2 separate regions of the Mus musculus genome follow, and region 1 is linked to region 2. The links are chromatin loops, found by intact Hi-C in ENCODE. Cell type or tissue: heart. All regions are shown on one strand. Links, peaks and the distances in the headings refer to the core of each region. The heading gives the core; the rest is flanking DNA.

What was found. Peaks named below come from ENCODE experiments on the same cell type or tissue, not always from the same donor. Only the 100,000 strongest peaks of a DNase experiment are listed, where the experiment ranks them.
Region 1: a loop joins it to region 2, with 2.4 times the contacts of the local background. A loop is called at or near these places in 2 of 42 quality-filtered maps.

What each region holds. Positions count from the first base shown.
Region 1 is chrX:164,255,639-164,271,015 of GRCm38, forward strand. Pir (pirin) reads left to right here and starts at 13,793. Exons shown (of 10, transcript NM_027153.3): 1 at 13,793-14,039. Bmx (BMX non-receptor tyrosine kinase) reads right to left here and starts at 2,555. Exons shown (of 19, transcript NM_009759.4): 1 at 2,410-2,555. The coding sequence starts at 2,412. In heart, for the core only: a CTCF peak has its summit at 13,754 (motif pointing left); a DNase peak (open chromatin) is centred at 13,963; H3K4me3 peaks cover 931 bases; H3K27ac peaks cover 505 bases.
Region 2 is chrX:164,178,897-164,181,396 of GRCm38, forward strand. It overlaps Ace2 (angiotensin I converting enzyme (peptidyl-dipeptidase A) 2), which reads left to right. Exons shown (of 18, transcript NM_027286.4): 15 at 1,528-1,628. Among named protein-coding and RNA genes, the nearest start is that of Ace2, 40 kb to the left of the region's middle. In heart, for the core only: a CTCF peak has its summit at 1,056 (motif pointing left); no DNase peak of the experiment used is centred there.

The DNA of each region.
Region 1 (15,377 bases), core at 12,470-14,969, 89 kb after region 2:
CGTATTTTATCTCTGGTTTCAGAAACACAGACACTATAGATGAATTATAATGCATATTTTGAATAGTGCTAAAAATATTCAGCCTTAAAAGTGGGAGTAAATGGCAGGTAGTGAAGGAGGTGGGAGCTGGAGACAGGAGAGAGATGGGGTGTACTTAAATTGGTCCAGTCTGGCAATGGAAACCTCTTCCCTGAATAGTTCAAGATGTTCTTTAGAAGGGATAGTGGAGGCAACACTTTCTAACCCTTTTCTTGTTTTGTTGTCTTCTTTTACATGTCGTTTAGCTGTAGATTTTGATTAACTGGTGCTAAAATATAAAGTGATAAATGTATTGGATAGGCAGGAAGACGAGTCAGGAGAAGGGAGGTACTCCACATGAAGATTGGGCAGGGGTCTGAAAAAGAAATTGGAGAGTCCTTTGACAACTTAAATAGTCAAGTATTTGTCCAAAGTTGGTCCTGTTTATTCTGCTAAACAACTGAACATAACACAATGGTAAGCTTAAGCAAGAACAAGAAGTACAATTCAGAATCAGTCAAAGTTGCTGAACAAAGCCCCTGGTACTGGCTTTCAGCTCTGTAGACCCAACAAGTCCCTATTTCACACGACACGGTGCAGGTCAGAGAGTTACAGTTGATCTTGGCATGAGACAGACAGAAAAACTAATGTCAACACTCACATCCTTAACATTTTGGAAGACCAAATGTTGACTGCTCTGAGATAAGCTTATGAAAACAAGGCAAACTTTATTCTCACCAAGAGAAAATTCCAGTGCTACCTCTGTCTGAGATCACATTGGCTTCGCACATAAGATTCATCTTCTGTGCCTTCTGGAGAGTTTCTGAGCCACCTTCTCTTATTTTGAGCAACCTCTTCCTTTTTGCCTCCCCTCCCCCTGGCCACTCCCTCTGGGCATCTTCATCAGAAAAATAAAAAGTGGTAAATCTATCAGTTAGCATTGGCTTAGCATCTATTACTCTCTAGATGTGGACTGGCATAGACAAGACCATCACATATGGATAGGTTCAAATCTTTCTTTGTCTCTCTGCAACTTGACATATTACCTAACCCTGCTAAACCTCAGCTTCCTCATCTGTAAACACGGTAAAAACAATAACTGCCTTGAAGGGTTTTGAGAAGTCATGAGAAAATGGCAGTGCCCTGACCAGCACCGTAGGAGATGAAGCTTCTCCACAGCACTCTATAGTTACATTGAAAAATAGTCTGAAGACAATGATGTGTGCCTCAAAGATAATTTTTCCTTTCTCACGCCCTGCCCCCAAGCTCTTTACATATTCTCAAGTCAATAAGCACCTGCTCCTTATGTTTGTAACCAGCTCTCTTGGGGACCAGTTACCTTCCAATCAGGGTGAATCAGCCAGTCTGCATGGTGTATCTGTACCACCACAAATACTTATCCAAACACATACTGGAAGTGACTCTAAGGGTGGTTCATGGTCCGATAGTACGATTACCTCCTGGAGCTGCTTCACCACTAAGATGTTCTAGCAAAGAAGCCCATACCTACACTCATGCAAGCAAGTGGGTAAAAACACAGTAGAAAGGAGACTTGTTCAGAGGAAGAACAGAGTCCAAGGGAGTGAGAGGAAGCGGGAAGAGCCGAACTAAATAAATACTTGATCAAAATATTTTTCATCCGGGCAAAATATTTAAACTTATCAAAGAGTAAATTAAAAAGGTAAAGAGCACAGCTGACTCTGGTGACTCATGCGAACACTAGAGCACTGACAGAAACTACAATTTATTTGCAGTATTTATTAAAATCCAGTGAAATCACTGTAGCTAGCAAGACCTCTTTAATTCTATGGTCGTGGGAACCAAATGCACCATTTGTCTCCCACGTCTCTCTTTCCATCATGAAACACTCTTAATTTCTGGTTTATGGAGAGTTCAGGAATGGAAAAGCAAACATTTGTAGCTGAAAAAGCATGATAAAAAAGATAAAGAAGGGAAGGTACATCTAAAAGCTCTTTGTTGTTGTTTGTTTGTTTCTTTGTTTTGCGAGCAGTTATAGAGACAGTGTGAAATGTCATTGCCACGGCAGTATGCGAAGAAGCACGCGGAGAAAATCAACAGAGGAAAGAGCACAAAGCTACATCCAGCTGGTCTCGCTAGGCACCTAATCAGGCAGCCTCTCAGAGTGAAAGTTTGAGCAAGGTGAATAATTCACAGTGAAACTATAGGGATTTAAACCTCTGGTCCCCAAATTACAAGCTCCCTTTCAAGTCCCAGGGGCAGCCCAACACCTCTGTATTCATAATTTTGTGGTTTTTTTTTTTCCTGAGATGGGCTTTCCAAAATTTAAAACCTCCAGGCACCACAACATCTGGGTCCAAACCTATTCTGTAAGATAATGACACTGCGTAGTCACAGGCCACTTAAACGCACCATTTGGGCTCCTTCTGTCTCCCTGGGGTCCACCACGGTGAAGCGAAGCTGCTCCTGCAAGAACGCAACCTCGGGCTGTCCTCTCTCCAGCAGCAGTGAATTGTATCACATTTTTTTTTCCCCTGGCTGTTGGGTCAGAAATGGCTGTACGACTCAGTGCCCCCAAAGCATTTATTGTCCTGCAGGGCCTTACACAATCCCACAGGAAACCACGCTCAACACTTAGCCAACACTTGTTGATGTGATTGAATGCAATGAACACGGAGACAAAAGCATATTTCAGAAAGGCTCTAATACTGATAACTGCGGCTCCTGCTTTTCCCAGGCAGCTCTTGGGGACATGTGATAACCCTGCCTTTGTTTCTAGAGCTTTGTGCTGGAAAAGACAAGAAAATATCTTGGTGAAACCCGACTTCTGACGCTGACTTCTCGCACAGAGGCCAGAGTCAGGAAATCATTAGGTAATGCCAAAGGGTACATAGAATAAGCAATGAAAACTTCAAACCAGCACTTGGACAAAGGAAGGCCGGAGAATAAGAACTACACCCCTGAAAGTGCACATACCCATGTGTGCAATAGTCAGTAAATATGGGACCCAATATAATGTCTCCTTCTGAAAATGGTCAAAAACTGGAATCAGCCAGCCAGCCTAGCACATTTCTTTTTCTGAGGCCAAACCTAGCTAACGAAACAAGCTGCAGGGAACTAGTGGCTGGTGGGACCTGGATCTACAGACACCTCTTCCACTGCTATACTCAAGCCTGCTATCAGAATACTGAAAGAATTCAACGACCAGCAGAAACTCTACCATCCGGGGCGTGCCTCAGCCTACAGGAAATGAGTTAATTTATGTCAAAGAAATGAGTCTAAAAATGGGAACAAGACTGGTTTTGCTAATGTATGCTGCAGCAATATCACCAAGAAAAAAATGTGACTGCCAGTTTTTATTGATAATGAACACATCTTGGTATTTGGCTATTCTCAACCACTATTTTCTCTAGTGTGTGCCGGCTGGTCATGTACAATAAAGCTAATGGAGTTACAAATATATCACTGATTCTTATCACTTATTATTTTATGTGTATGGATTTTTTTCCTGAGTGCGTGTCAGTGCAGTACATGCATACAGTGCCCTCAGAGGCCAGGAAAGGGTTTCAGATACCCCAACACCGGAGTTACGGACAGTGGATGCTGGGAATCAAACCTGGGTCCTCCAAATGAGCAGCCAATGCCCTTAACCTCTGAGATGTCTCTCTAGCACCTCTAATACCTTATTTTAGACTCATCTGTAGGGTGCAAGAAAATCAACCTTTTAGTATGCATTAACATACTGTATTCACTTATTAACTGGCGGGCATGTTAATGTATCTATAAGCATGTGTGATGTGATCATATGATGATGCCTTGTGTGTGTGCGATGGAGACTAAATCCCTCACCTTTCCAACAAGCACTCATTTGGGCAGAGGTAGGAATAGCATTGTTGCTAGTCTTTGAGTTGTTCAAATCATATTGAGAGTCTGCTGTGTGCTGATCATTCTGGTAGAGACTCAGGCTTAATAACCTGGTAAAGTGATTTAATTCTGCACTCCCCCCCCCCCGGTATGGTGTTATATGTGGTAACATGGTAGGTAGATTTTAGAATAAGAATAACTTAGAGGAGGGGAAGGAAGGGGTGGTATCACCATGGAAACACCTGGATACAATCTCCTGGGATTTCTATACCCCATTGGTGTGCCATTCAAAGGCAGCAAGGAGGAGTGGTTTTCTCTAAGTCAAAATGCCACAGATTTATTTCCTTCTTCTAGTGATTCTCTTCCCCTGCTATTCCTCCTGAAACTTTCTTTGGCTCTGTATTTTCCATGGTTTCAGTTAACTTCTAACTTTTAATTTTAATTACATGACTTAATTGACTCCAATTGTAGTCTTTATTATGTCCTTTGGCAGACAAGACCCTTTGGAACTTTCTGGACAGCTTGCTTGTGCAAGTCTTTAGTGAGCAACAGCCAAAGAGGCACACCAAGGGATGGGACTTTGTGATGTGACGAGGCTTGTTCCCTTACACTCATGGTCTTGAATCCACTACAATTGAAGCAATGAAAGGGAGAGGGTAAAAAGGGAGAAGAGAGAGGGAAGAGAAGAAAAAGGAAGGAGAGAGGGAGGGAGAGGGGAAGGGAGGAGAAGGGGAGGGAGGGAGGATCCTTCAGGTTGATGGCTAGCCTCTATCACTTTCAGCATTAGGGAGTTGATCTCTTTGAGGTCAAGACCAGCTTGGTCTAAATAGCAGTGAGACCCTGTCTCAAAACTTTTTGTTTGACTTATGTTTTATTTTTTAACTTTTGATAATTTTATACAAGCATGTAATGCATTTAATCATGCCCACCCCTCTCTTCCTTCTGCTCTTGCCGACTCCTTTTCCCCCAAACTAGCCCCCCTTCCTCTTTTTTTTCTGTGTAGGGAGTCACAGCTGCCTGGAGTTCACGATTGCAACAGCTGTGTCACATCCAGAAGACAGGGTCTCCTAGCCCTTATCTCCATCCTCTGACTCTCAGGATCTTTCTGGCTCCTTTTCTAGACTGTTCTCTGGTTCTTGCAAGGAGTAATATAGAGCACAGATGTCCCATTATAGGGCTGAGCACTGCAAATGTATTTATTCTCAGCACTTTGAGCAGTTCTGATGGGTCTCTACATTAACTGTCTCCCACTGCAAGAAGAAATTTCTCTGGCCCACACTAAGAGAAACACTATTTATGGGTATAAACAAATATTTAGAGGATAATTTAGCTACATGCCCATTTATCAAAATGATAGTATACACTCTACTAGGCCTGTGATCTCCCCAGCCGTAGACTTTTGACTGTTTATGGTTCCAGGCAGGTATTCTTTGCTATGGAGTTGGGGACCCCACAAACACTATTGTACTAGCAGTATATGTTGCCTAGAAGGTTTGCATCATTAGATATGGGCCCACATCTTGGTAAGGCCACTGATAGCATCCTCCTGTAGCAGCCTGCATCTCACTGTCCATGGCTATGAATGCTAATCAGCTAGGAGGAATCATCTAGCTTTAACTTATTATTTTAAATATGATTATTCCAGTCAAGTCCCCCTGGATTTCAGAGACTCATATTCCATGGCTAATGTGTCTATCTCTATTTCAGTTATCTAATGGACATGTCAAATTTAACATGTTGAAAGCAGACTTCCTGGTTAATCCCTTCAACTACCCCCTCCTATATTCTTCCCCTCCTTCAGTTAATAATTGCTCCATCTGTCCACTGGGTCAGACCAACCAAGGTGGACTCCTTGTTTCCTTACAAACTCAGGGCTCAATATTTCATGAACCATGGCTAGCACTATATTCTAAATGTGTCCAAAAATTGATCACTTTTCAGTATCTCTGCTGCTACTTCTTGGTCTAAATTAGAGTTATCTCTCACAAGCATTAGCTTGGCTACATTGAGAATTCCAGGCCAGCCTAGGCTATCAGAATCTGTTGCAAAACTCCACCACTGATACAAGGCATAGCTAAGTGGTAGAATGCTTGGCCTAGTGTGCACAAGAGCCTAGGTTACACTCTGGGAAGCACTGAATGGATTAATGAACAAAATGTAAGTCTAATCTCATCATTCTCTATTCTGAATCCCTCAATGCTTGCCAATTTTCTGGTTCCCTGGAATTATCTCTTACGTCATCTCAGTACCTTATTTCATCTTACCAACTCCTAAGACTGGCCTATTCATTGAGAACCAACTGTCCCATGGTCTTGGCATTGACTGTATCTTCTAATGAGTAAATGTCCCAGAAATCTGTCTGGCTCATGCCTCACCCTAGACTTGCTTCAACATGGCCTGTTACTAATGAGCCTTCTCTTGGCCACTCAGTTCAATACTATAACGTGGGGGACCCTGACCCAGCATGCCCAGTCACTCTTACTCTTTTCTGCTCCCCCTCCCCTATTCAGTAGTGTTGGTTAAATGGTGTCCCGCGTCCAGTTCACCACAAGGCTAGGGTCTCTTGTGGAGCAGGACTCGGGAAGTTTTGAGTGCTCGTTCCCCATACCATTGCCAGGTAGGCTTTGGGCTTTGCGAAGCTGCAGGACCTCTGCTCTGGGGAATGGGGAAGCACAGTCTGAGGTCCCTGCAGACTGTCAGAGTTGGCTTGGGGGTCAGGTTCTTAGACTCTTGGGCATCCCAGATGCTGACGGAGTGGGGGCCCTCGGGCTGGATCTATCCCAGGGCTGAAGGGAAGAGGGCAAGAAGAGAGAGCACCAGTTGGGTCCCACGGGGAGGAGAGTCCTTGCCTTGCTTGGCAGGTGGTTTGAGTTGGTGGAGTCCATGGCTGGGAGCACAGAAAGGCTTTCTGCAGGAGATTAAACTCAGCTCTTTAGAGGAAGACCTGCTCCATTGTTCCCCAGATGAGAAGAGACAGTCTGTCCTTGGTTTTAAGCCATTTATTGTCATGGTGAAAAGTTGTGATGAGTGAAACCTTATGCCACTTCTCAGGGCGGGCCTAAAGTTAAATACCCTTTTCAGAGAGGAGTGTCTGGGAAGGAGAGTTTAATTGGCTAAGCCCTTCAGGCCTTTAGGTACCTCATTAAAGTGGAGATCTGTCTTGAGGCTACCCACCTCCTCTACCTGTGGAGGGGCTTGGGGCATTGCCCTTATGTGACTGATGGCCACAGAATTATGGAGAGCTGAGGCCTGTGTCCAGAGCCTGGTGTCTAGGAGTGTGGCAAAACACCTTCCTTGACTTGCAGAATCACCTGCTGGGTCACCTGGGTTTTAAACCTAGCTCAACCAGAAACTAGGCTGCCTTTTACAGTCCCACACAGTAGTATTCATGCTCTTATATAATGCATAATTGCTAGTGACGAAAGTGTAAACCTACAAGGTCCCTAACAAGTTTCTTGTAGCACAAGCTTTCAGGCACGGGCAGGTGTTTCTTGGGAGTATCACTCCATCACCTGGTGCGTGTATCCCCTTTGTTATTAAACCAACCTGCTTAGAAGTTGGGATCTGACATGAATGGTTCAACTCACTGGAAATTAAGATGAATACATCACCTCTCCCGAAGACGCTTGTGTATCAAATCTTAAGTTCAGTGGCAAAAAATAACCTTGTTCCCTGTGAAAAGAGATGGGTATGTGGAGTGTTTGAAGAAAGGCCTGTTTTCCCACTTTGTAAATTCCTATGATGCCTTTACTTTATGGAAGCTGGTGATGTTCAATCATATTTCCCCCAGTTCGTTGGTGGAAGGTAAGGATTGGAAGTCTAGAAAGAGTCAGAAAAATGAGTCAGTCCCACCTGTTTTCTCAAAAGAAAATCAACTGGAATAGATCAATTGTGTATTTGTGTGTTGTTGAGGGTGATTAATTTTCCTATGTAATGGCAGAGGTGAGCAATTATGACCAACTTACGCCTATAAAATCTCAGGTGTTCACTATCTGGCTTTTTTTCACAGACAGAATTTGCTAAATCATGTTATACGGGAATCCTGCTAGCTGTAGGAATGACCTTATCACTTGGAATTGGATTTAGTAGCTCTATTCTGCAGATATTGTACCATGTCCTAGAGTTGGGAACAAAGAACGTGGTCAAAGAGTAACTTTATGGATGCTTTCTAGTTTTCTTTCCCATTTGATTTTTAATACTTAAACAAAATTTTATCATGAAAAATAGCATAGAGAGATGTTAAAAGAAGTCATAACACCCATACACCACTACCCATACCTTACAAATAACATTCTCTTGACATAGAATTTGTCATGACTCTGTTTACTCATCAACCACATTATTGCTGTTGTTGCTAATGGTGCATTCCAGGTAAGTTGTAGACATCCGTGCATGCCATTCATAAGCAGCTCAGTTGACTTAATATTAGTTAGGAATTATTAAAGTTAGATTTGACCTCATGTCAATGCTGTGGTCCACAGAGCCGTCTTCTTTTGGTCAGAAGACACCATTTTACAAAAGTTGAAAGCTGAGAAAGGGTATCAGGTTCATTAAAGTAAGAGTTAGGGAAATTGGCCACCTGCATCTCCCTGCTTCTCCCTGCTTCTCTAGTTCCAATGGGAATCAGTTTTCAAGCCAATCATCAATCAAGCATGTGTAGGATTCTCCGAGGGTTCTGAGGCTCCAAAGAGAAGGTCTTAAGTTGTCTTTTTCTGGGACTTTTGCCAGAGCTCCAGAGAGAAGGTGGAGAGGAACGTAAGTGTAGCTTCTGGGTCAGAACCTATCACATCTATGAAGACATTCTCAACCAGGAGGAGGTGGGAGTCGTATGTACTCACCTTCTCTAGATATAACTGAATATCTTCAACTGTCCAGCAAAATGCTGACCCTCATATACTACTATTGTATACAAAATAATTAGTTCTTGGCTTGGAGCCAAGTGGTTTTTCTGGGTTATTGGCTCTGAATTTCTAATAATGAATATTCCAGAGATATTGGCCAATTTAAAGAATAGTAGCTATATTTTCCTGGAAAGCAATTTACCAAAATCCACAAACAAGAACGTTTGAGTTGATGTCTTAAGAAGGAAAATAACTACAAGTGATGGAGTGTTTAAGGTGACCACACACTTGTATGAAATAATACATTTAAAAAGATATTCAGTGTTATAAAGATGAAAATCAATATATTGAATAAAAGACTAGGGTTTGTAGCTCATTTGGGAGAGTGCTTGTCTCAAATGTACAAAGCCTTAAGTTTGATCTCTAGCACTGCATCAATCAAGCATGCTGTTACAAGATTGTGATCCCTGTACTCAGGAAGATCAGAATTCAAAGCCATCCTTGGCTGCATAATGAGTTTGAGGTCCTGAAACTGTAGAGATCATTATTGGCCCAGGACCCTACAGTCCAAGTTCTCAGCACAAATGAGATTTTAGTTGTCCCAGAGGGACAGAGGGCAGGGAATAAGGGACAAAAACAAGAATAGAAAGGGGAGAACAAGGGAAAGGGGAAAGGGGACAAAGGACTGTCCAGAGGACAAAGGACTGCCTCTGGATAGAAAGGAGACAGGCATGGCCTATAGAAAAATGGCAGTTTATAAATGTATAAAGGGAAAGCCTGTGTTAGGATGAGGTGATTAATTTTAATTGGGTATGTTAATTAGGTGAGCCAAAGCGGGCTTTTGATTGCTGAACTTTAATACTTTGATTGCTGGACCTTGTCAGTCAGCCTGAGGTAGAGGAAGTGGCCAAATAAGGAAATAGACCTTGGTGGTTAGCTTTACGAATGTAGTCTAACTTTTTTTCTTTTAGCAAGACAGAGGGGAATAGGAGAAGGGTAAGGCCTGCTAGAGCCTAGCTACACACACACACACACACACACACACACACACACACAGAGAGAGAGAGAGAGAGAGAGAGAGAGGAGTGGGGTGGATATGGACAAATATGTGTTGACAATATAGGATTCTTTAAAGATTATAGTAGTGGAATTTGGAGTCATTTAAGAAAGATTTTTTTCCCCATTTTTTATTAGGTATTTAGCTCATTTACATTTCCAATGCTATACCAAAAGTCCCCCATACCCACCCACCCCCACTCCCCTACCCACCCACTCCCCTTTTTTGGCCCTGGCGTTCCCCTGTACTGGGGCATATAAAGTTTGCGTGTCCAATGGGCCTCTCTTTCCAGTGATGGCCGCCTAGGCCATCTTTTGATACATATGCAGCTAGAGTCAAGAGCTCCGGGGTACTGGTTAGTTCATAATGTTGTTCCACCTATAGGGTTGCAGATCCCTTTAGCTTCTTGGGTATTTTCTCTAGCTCCTTCATTGGGGACCATGTGATCCATCCAATAGCCGACTGTGAGCATCCACTTCTATGTTTGCTAGGCCCAGGCATACTCTGACAAGAGACAGCTATATCAGGGTCCTTTCAGCATAATCTTGCTAGTGTATGCAATGGTGTCAGCGTTTGGAAGCTGATTATGGGATGGATCCCCGGATATGGCAGTCTCTACATGGTCCATCTTTTTATCTCAGCTCCAAACTTTGTCTCTGTACCGAAAGATTTTGTTCTTTTCCATGTCAGCATAAAGGTTTCTTTTGTGATACTCAGGATTCCAAAGGTGATTGATGGTCACATGTCCAGCTGATGGAAAAGGCTCTGAGTTCAAATGTACAGGGTACATTTCTCGCTCCTAACATGGACCCTTTCACGGTGGAGCAGTTTATGGCCTGTACTCCATTTGTAAAAAGTCTTCCCTCTCCCACCACTGTATTTCCATTTTAGACTTTTAGCTTTTCAGAAGTATTCTCTGTGTCTCTGTCTCTCCTCTCCTCTCTGCTGAAAGGCCTACAAGAGAATCCCCCTGCTCCGCCATAACTACACATGCCCTTGCTCTTGTCTTATACTTCAAGACCTGTCATCACCTTCTCTGAATGCAGAGGTGGAGCACATTTAGAATTCCAGAGAAATATCCAAAAAGGTGTTTGCTGAAATATCACTAAGAACATTGCCATTCTTTTTGAAGTTCTTTTATCATTAAATGCTATTTGTAACAGAGGAGCCTTTTCACCGGCACATCTGCACTTTGGAGGCATCTGCTATGGCCAGTGGGAGGATGTAACCATTATCATCTAGATCCCAGTGTAATGATGGTATGTTTCGATTAATGGCTGGTTGGTTGTCTTGGCAATCAATTAAATGGACATAGGTACTTTCTGCAAAGTTAGTCACTAACCTGGAATATTTTGAAGATCTACCTCTTTTCTCCTATGACATGAAAACTGTTATTCTGTTTCCTATTTTTAAAAATAAACTAAAAGCTTAAAGACACTGGACTTTGCTTAGAATTTTGTGGATCAGGAAGTTGGAAGGAACAGTGTTGGGTGTTCAGGTTGTATCCATGTGGCTTTGACTGGTACAGCTGGGGCTGATCCATTTTCAAGGTGGTTTGTGTTAAAGAGCAGCTGGTTTCCATGAAGCAGGGTGTGGCACCTGCCAGGTCATTTCAGAGATTCCCTCAGAAATGGCACATTGACTTGGTCATGGCAGCCACAAGCTCTACCTAGACCCAAGAGCAAAAGGAGTAACCAGCATATTTTAGTGGAGTGTCGGAGTCATATTTCAGAACGAACTTGTGAGGTAGAAGCTACTGTTCAGCCCATTGTAGGAAAAGGGGATCTTCCAAAAAATCAATAAACAATGGCCTTAGAAAACAATATATAGGTGATTTTCAGGTCAAATGTCCTCCTAGACTTGAGGAAACAATTAGCACAGGTTGTCCAGAGAGCATGACATAGAAAGCAAGAGCCAAAAAGTGAAGTGAAAGTGAAGTAAGGCAAGTTCTAGACAGGCACAGGAAATTAACAAGAGACAGGTGTGTATGTGTGTTCATCCCTCCGCACCGCCACACAAGTGGCTGGGGCTGAGAACGTTCAAAGACATCAAAGAACTTTCTCCCAAGCCAGTGAGAAGCCACTGAGGGCTCCAGGCATTTGCTTTCTATTTGCCTGCCACTTGAAAAATGGTTTGGCCAGTGCTGAATCTGAAGGCAGGAGGAGTGGGTGGTGATTGGGGAAGATGGATAGAGGCCTTCAAAATGGGAAGGTTTGGATGCGCTGAACTCTCTGAATCCACAGGCTTTTGTGTTGAAAGAGTGTGAAGGCAAAGCTTGCAGTCCAAGCCCCAGCACCTGGTTGAACGTTGGACTGGTTGAGGAAATACAAGACAGTTTATTTATATGGTCTGTAATGTGCCAGCCAGGGTGTTCATACTTCTGTTTTATGTGGAAACTATTTCAGAAATAATTACAGATGGGAAGTACCAATACCTTATTAGTCCACAGCAGTTTGAAGTTTGCATGCATAATCTGTTAGTCTTGAATTGCTGAAGGTAGGCAGAGTCAGTTTGAACCCCACTGATATGAAAAGCTCAGGGAAAAGAGTTAAAAAACAGAATTTATTGTGAATGCGTTTTAATATAGATTTGGGTATCGGCATTAAGGAAGACAGATAGCCATTTCAAGAAAAGACTATATACACCCAAGTGTGGCCATGAATTGAGGCAGGGAGGGGAGAGTGCAACTTTATGAATTTGCATGTCATCCTTGTACAAAGGCCATGATATTTTCCTCTCTACTGTTCCCATTTTTAGTGTGTTCTGCCCAATTGAGCACCAAGGAAAAGTCTTTGTTCTTCCACTTCCCCATTCTTCTACAGCAGAAATCTGTAGTCTGAAAGGTAAGAATGCCTTTTCACATCTTGAGGTTGAAGAGCTTGGGGATCTAGCTCAGTTGGTAGATTGCTTGCCTAGAATACACAAAGCCCCGGGTTCAGTCTCCAGCACCATGTAAAACTGGGCACGCTGGTGAATGCTTCACTGTAACCCTAACACTTGGGAACTGTGGGAAGGAAAGTCAGAAGTTCAAGGTTATCCTAGGCTCTCTAGGGAGGTAAGACCAGCCGGGGATATGGGGAACCATGCCCCCCAAAAACCAGCTGAAATATAAAGTCAAAAGAAGACTTTCATGACAGCTGAGAATTGTACGAATTCAAAACATAATCTTATGAATTCTAATTTCATTATCCAAAATCAAATTTTTATTAAAACACAGCCACCACACTCAGCAGGCGTTGTCTCTGGCTGTTTCTGGCTACAAAAGCAAATGGGAGCAGTCTCCACGGAAGACCCACAGAGCTGGAAAGTAAAAAGACATTTACTGTTTATTCCTTTTCAGTTTCCCAGGCTCGTAGTTTTGTTTTTGTTTTGTTTTTTTTAAAGAGGCATCACTTTCACTCTTTTTCCAAGAAAAGACAATGAACTTCCGGGTATCTAAAGAACATTGCGTATGGTAGCCTGTCTTCTGATTAAAAGTCCTAGGAAAACTAGATTGCTTCCTGGCTGTGGACAAACCCTCACCTCCTGAGGCTAACTCTCTAAGGCCTGCTCTTGAAGCCCAACAAAACTCAAGCCCTTCTATGATTCCCTATTAGAGTGTGCCTTCTCTTTCAGCAGGAACAGAGATTCTTTGGTTCTTACATCTGCTCTGCCTCTGCCCCATTCTCATTGGCAAACAGCAAGAAGCGTATTTATTTATGAGAGATAACTGTGTAGTACCTATGCGGAGACATGCTCATTTCATTCTCATTACAGCCTTACAGTCTTGGTCCTGTCAGCTTTACCACGCTCATTTCACTGGGGATAATGCATAGAGAGGCTGAGTCACTCCCCCAAACGGGACAAGTGGTTAGAAAACATTCTTGCTCATACGAAGCGTTGGGTGACAAGATGACTTGAGTGAGGACAGGTTTTCCAAGAGATTCTAAGGGGCTGCAGAGCACTTGAGTGTCCCATACATTCCTGGGAGGCGGGCAGCGCGCCCCCAAGAGGCCGGGGTGCGCATCACTCTTTGGACCGACTTTCAAAAGGCAGATCCAGAGAGCCATGGGGCGGAGTCAGAGAATCCAAACCCAGGGTAAATAAAGGGTGTGTCCCCCGGTCCAAGGCCCCTGAGACCTAGAGACTCCCGCCTTCTGGAGGCCCGCAACAAAGCGCTGAGTCACGCTGACTGACGGCTGGCGCTCCGCAAACCTGTCCTCCCTTTGCTGTGTCCCTGCCGCTGTGGAGTCTAGGCACCTCCGACTGTGGCCTCCCTCCTGGGCCTGCGCTACTGCCCAGTGAGTGGCCTGGGGAACTCAGCCCTCGTGAGAGTGGTGTGTGTATGTGTGTGTGTGTGTGTTGGGGGTGGGAGGAATGCTCCGACCAGTTTTCATGATGCTGTCTTTCCCAGCTCACTACTGGGGCTCGGAGGGGAGCTGAGGGAGGGAAATGCTTAAATAGCCACCACGATTTGAGATGATAGCTTGGTTTTTCTCTTGGCAACACACTGCAATTAGTTAACTGCTTTATCCTTGTTCCTGTGTATAGGGCCTAAATGTGGGAGTCTGGAAGAAGCCAGAAAAATTAGGTGGAGGCAAAACTACTTACTAGTCGCTTATGTGTGGATGATTACGGGGCTGGACTCAGAAGTTCATTTCTGTCTCCCACATTTCATGGCCCAATAGATGCATGTTGTTTGCCTGCTAGAGAGGATCCGTTTTAGGATCTGCCTTCACAAACTGAAGGGTGCTTCTATGTTGAGTCCCTATAAAGAACAGCAGCTCACTTTCTTACAGCCCTATTTACATCCTTTGAGGCAGACGCTTCTTAATCCCATTGTATAGATGGAAAAGCTGAGACACACAGCATCCCAAATGAAAGCAGCCTGGAATGTGGCAAAACTGAGATGTAAATCTGAGGTGTCCAGTTCCAGAATCTGCCTGTTATTAAAGTGCTTCTCTTAGTTTAAGGAATCTTTGAAGGATTGGTTAGAGTTCATATGGTGATCAGATCTGGGGCTTGGAATTACTTGTCTGCAAACACCTGAAGTTAGAAGTGTGTGTGTGTGTGTGTGTGGGGGGGGGTGATTGTATTTGTTGTGTGATATTTCCTTGGTTAGGACTTAGACTTCAATCAATAATGGAACACTTTTGAATAATAAATGTAGTATATGTGTTGTTCCTGAATCATCGGTTCCATTGCCTGGGGTACTTCATAAATGGTTTGTCTGTGCTTTAGAGGACTTTATTAAGAAGTTCAAAGATTTCTTGCCTAAAAAATTACCTGCACAAGATCTACATAAAATTAAGTCAGCCAGTAAGAATACCAACACAGATGGGAGAAGGTTCCACGAAGTACCACCCCTAACTGAGGAACTTGGGCAGTTGGAGGCTGCTGGGGTAGGAAGTGTCAGTTCTCTTTAAGGAACTGACCCCTATTAGGATGCCCATGCTTCAGTAGATGACCCAACACCCATTCGTATAAGAATGGGCATCACTTAGTCTCAGTAGGCTATGGAAAATACAAGATTACATTGGGAGTGAGATGTGGAGCAGGGGTCTGAAAGGAGTTGGAAGGGGAACAAAGGGTTGCTATGATTAAAAAAACCCGCATTGTAAACATGCTTAATATTATTA
Region 2 (2,500 bases), core at 1-2,500:
TATGCCTTCATTTATTGTCTTTCTCAGCCCACCTTCACTTTTCCCCTTCCTCTTCCCAAGTAGTCTCCTTTTCAATAGCAGCTTTGATTAGGAAAGAGGAGAGGGCATGTTGTCTCAGGTAGATGGGATGAACAGCTTGGGTGTGTCCTAGAAACCTGGGACAATCAGATAAAGCAGTCCAATGTTCTACAGAAAACTGACGTGTCAAGGTATAGACTCGATGATTCAGTTTCTACCTCCCCATTTCCTGAAAAGTTAAATATTTCCCAAGACTTGAAAAATTTTGCTATATTTTTATAGATACCTAAGACACCAATGTACATAACACAAGCATTAAAAATGAAAACACAGGAAAGCAACTTTACCCTTTATTGAAAATTGATTCTTTTCTCATAGAATACATTCTGATTACAGTTTCTTCTCCCAGCTCCTCCCCAGCTCCTCTCCACTGGGATTCACTCCCTTTCTGTCTCTCAGAAAAGAACAGGCTTTCAGACAGCAATTGGAGAAGCACAAGTCCATTGTTTCTCAACCCTGAGTGCAAATTCCCACTTTTTAATGTGCATTGAAAGCTCAAAAGAATATTTATTTTGATCACACTTTTATTAGTTCATCTTTGGCCTAATACATTGAAATTAGTCCTGGCAGATCAGGAAATGTCTCGATTCTCTTGTCTGGGCATTTGCATCCATGTTCCCTTTCCATGCAAATTTGATGGTGTGACATTCTAAAGCCGATCACTGATGAGAGGTACTTTCAGTGTCTATGTGCAGCAGGGCCAGAGTATTTGCCCAGTTCAAGTCATTTCATGGTAGACATCATAAGAATTTAGCTTTTCAATGTTTAAAATATGGAAGTCCTAGCCAGAGAATTACTAGGGACAACAGTTATATACAACTATCACTATTAAAAAACCCATACTTCACATATGGGTAAACCCAAGCTTAAGTGAAAACAATTCTTTCCTAAGATTCTGTGTTGCTTTTTCTCTGAAAGGGACCGGAGAAAGGAAACTCCTTTGTCATTTATTGATCTCTACTGCCACCCACTGGAAGAAAGGGCGAATGCTACCTTTAACCCTCTCTGGCAATAGAATATGCATGGTTCAAATACCCGAGACTTCCCAATAAAACAGTAAAAGCTAGAGTTGCCTACAAAATACATACAGTCCACACAAACCACACAACTTTGGGCTGTCTCCTATCTATAAACCTATCCTCAGGGCTCTTATTTCAAGTCATATCAAACCAAAGTGAAAGGACCGATGGGCCCCTGAAACAGGAATGGTTGCATTAGCACCTCCCGGGGTAGTAGATATGTAAATTCTTGGTTCTCATCCTAGATTTTCGAAATCGGAAACTCTTCATGTAATAGTCAGTTAAATCCATTCCAACCACCAAATGCGGATGCATGCTCACATTGGAGGGCAAAGACTTGATGGCCAAAACCCTTGGAATAGTGAGGAGGACTCTCCCATTTCCCTCTGCCCCCGCCCCATTGAATGGTGTCTTTCTTCTGAATTTGCAGTATGAATGGACCAACAACGAAATGTTCCTGTTCCGATCATCTGTTGCATATGCCATGAGAAAGTATTTTTCAATAATCAAAAACCAGACAGTTCCTTTTCTGTGAGTTGATTTGCTAGATTTTATTATTATTATTATTATTATTATTATTATTATTATTATTATTATTTGCTTTACATCCCATTATCAGTTCCCTCTCCTTCAAGTATCCCCTCACCCAAATCCTCCCCTATTTCCCCTCCCCTTCTCCTTTGAGAAGGAGGAGCACCCCTGGGTATTGCCCTGCCCCTGGCTCATCCAGTCATTGCAGGACTAGGCAATTTGCTAGATTCTGTACATAATAACTCCCTGCTCCACTACTCTAGAGCTTAAACTTTCTTCACATCAAATCAAGGAGAATATCCAAATATACTTTAGTTTCTGTATTTTTGAATGGAGATTTCACATATGTATATGCTGCGTTTTGAAGTTCTCTCATACGATTCCCACTGAATTCTTTCTTCTACTCTTACTCTTGTACCTCTTTTTCTATTGTTACCTTGTTTATTTGGAGTCTACTGATCTTAACTAGGGTTGCTGGCATAAGCATAGTCCAGAATTTTATTTGGCAACCAGGAATTTGGGTTCCTTTTCTTTTAAGATGCTTATGGTTTATCTTGTAGATGCTATGAACGTTGTTATTAAACATCTCTCTCTGTCTCTGTCCACTCTCATCTCTCTCATCTCACTCTTAGAAGTAAAGTAGAAAAAAAAAGAAAATTCTTTTCTTCTTGGAGCTTATATCAGGAGAGAGAGAGAGAGAGAGAGAGAGAGAGAGAGAGAGAGAGAGAGAGAGCTATGGAGGAAAACACACAATAGGACAGGGAGAGGTAAGAGGCTGGGGGAATGTTCAACTTTAAGTGAGTTAGCGATTAGAAAGGACACCACTAACATTAAGAAGTAGGGAGAGAAGCAGAAAAGCCAACAGTGCAGAC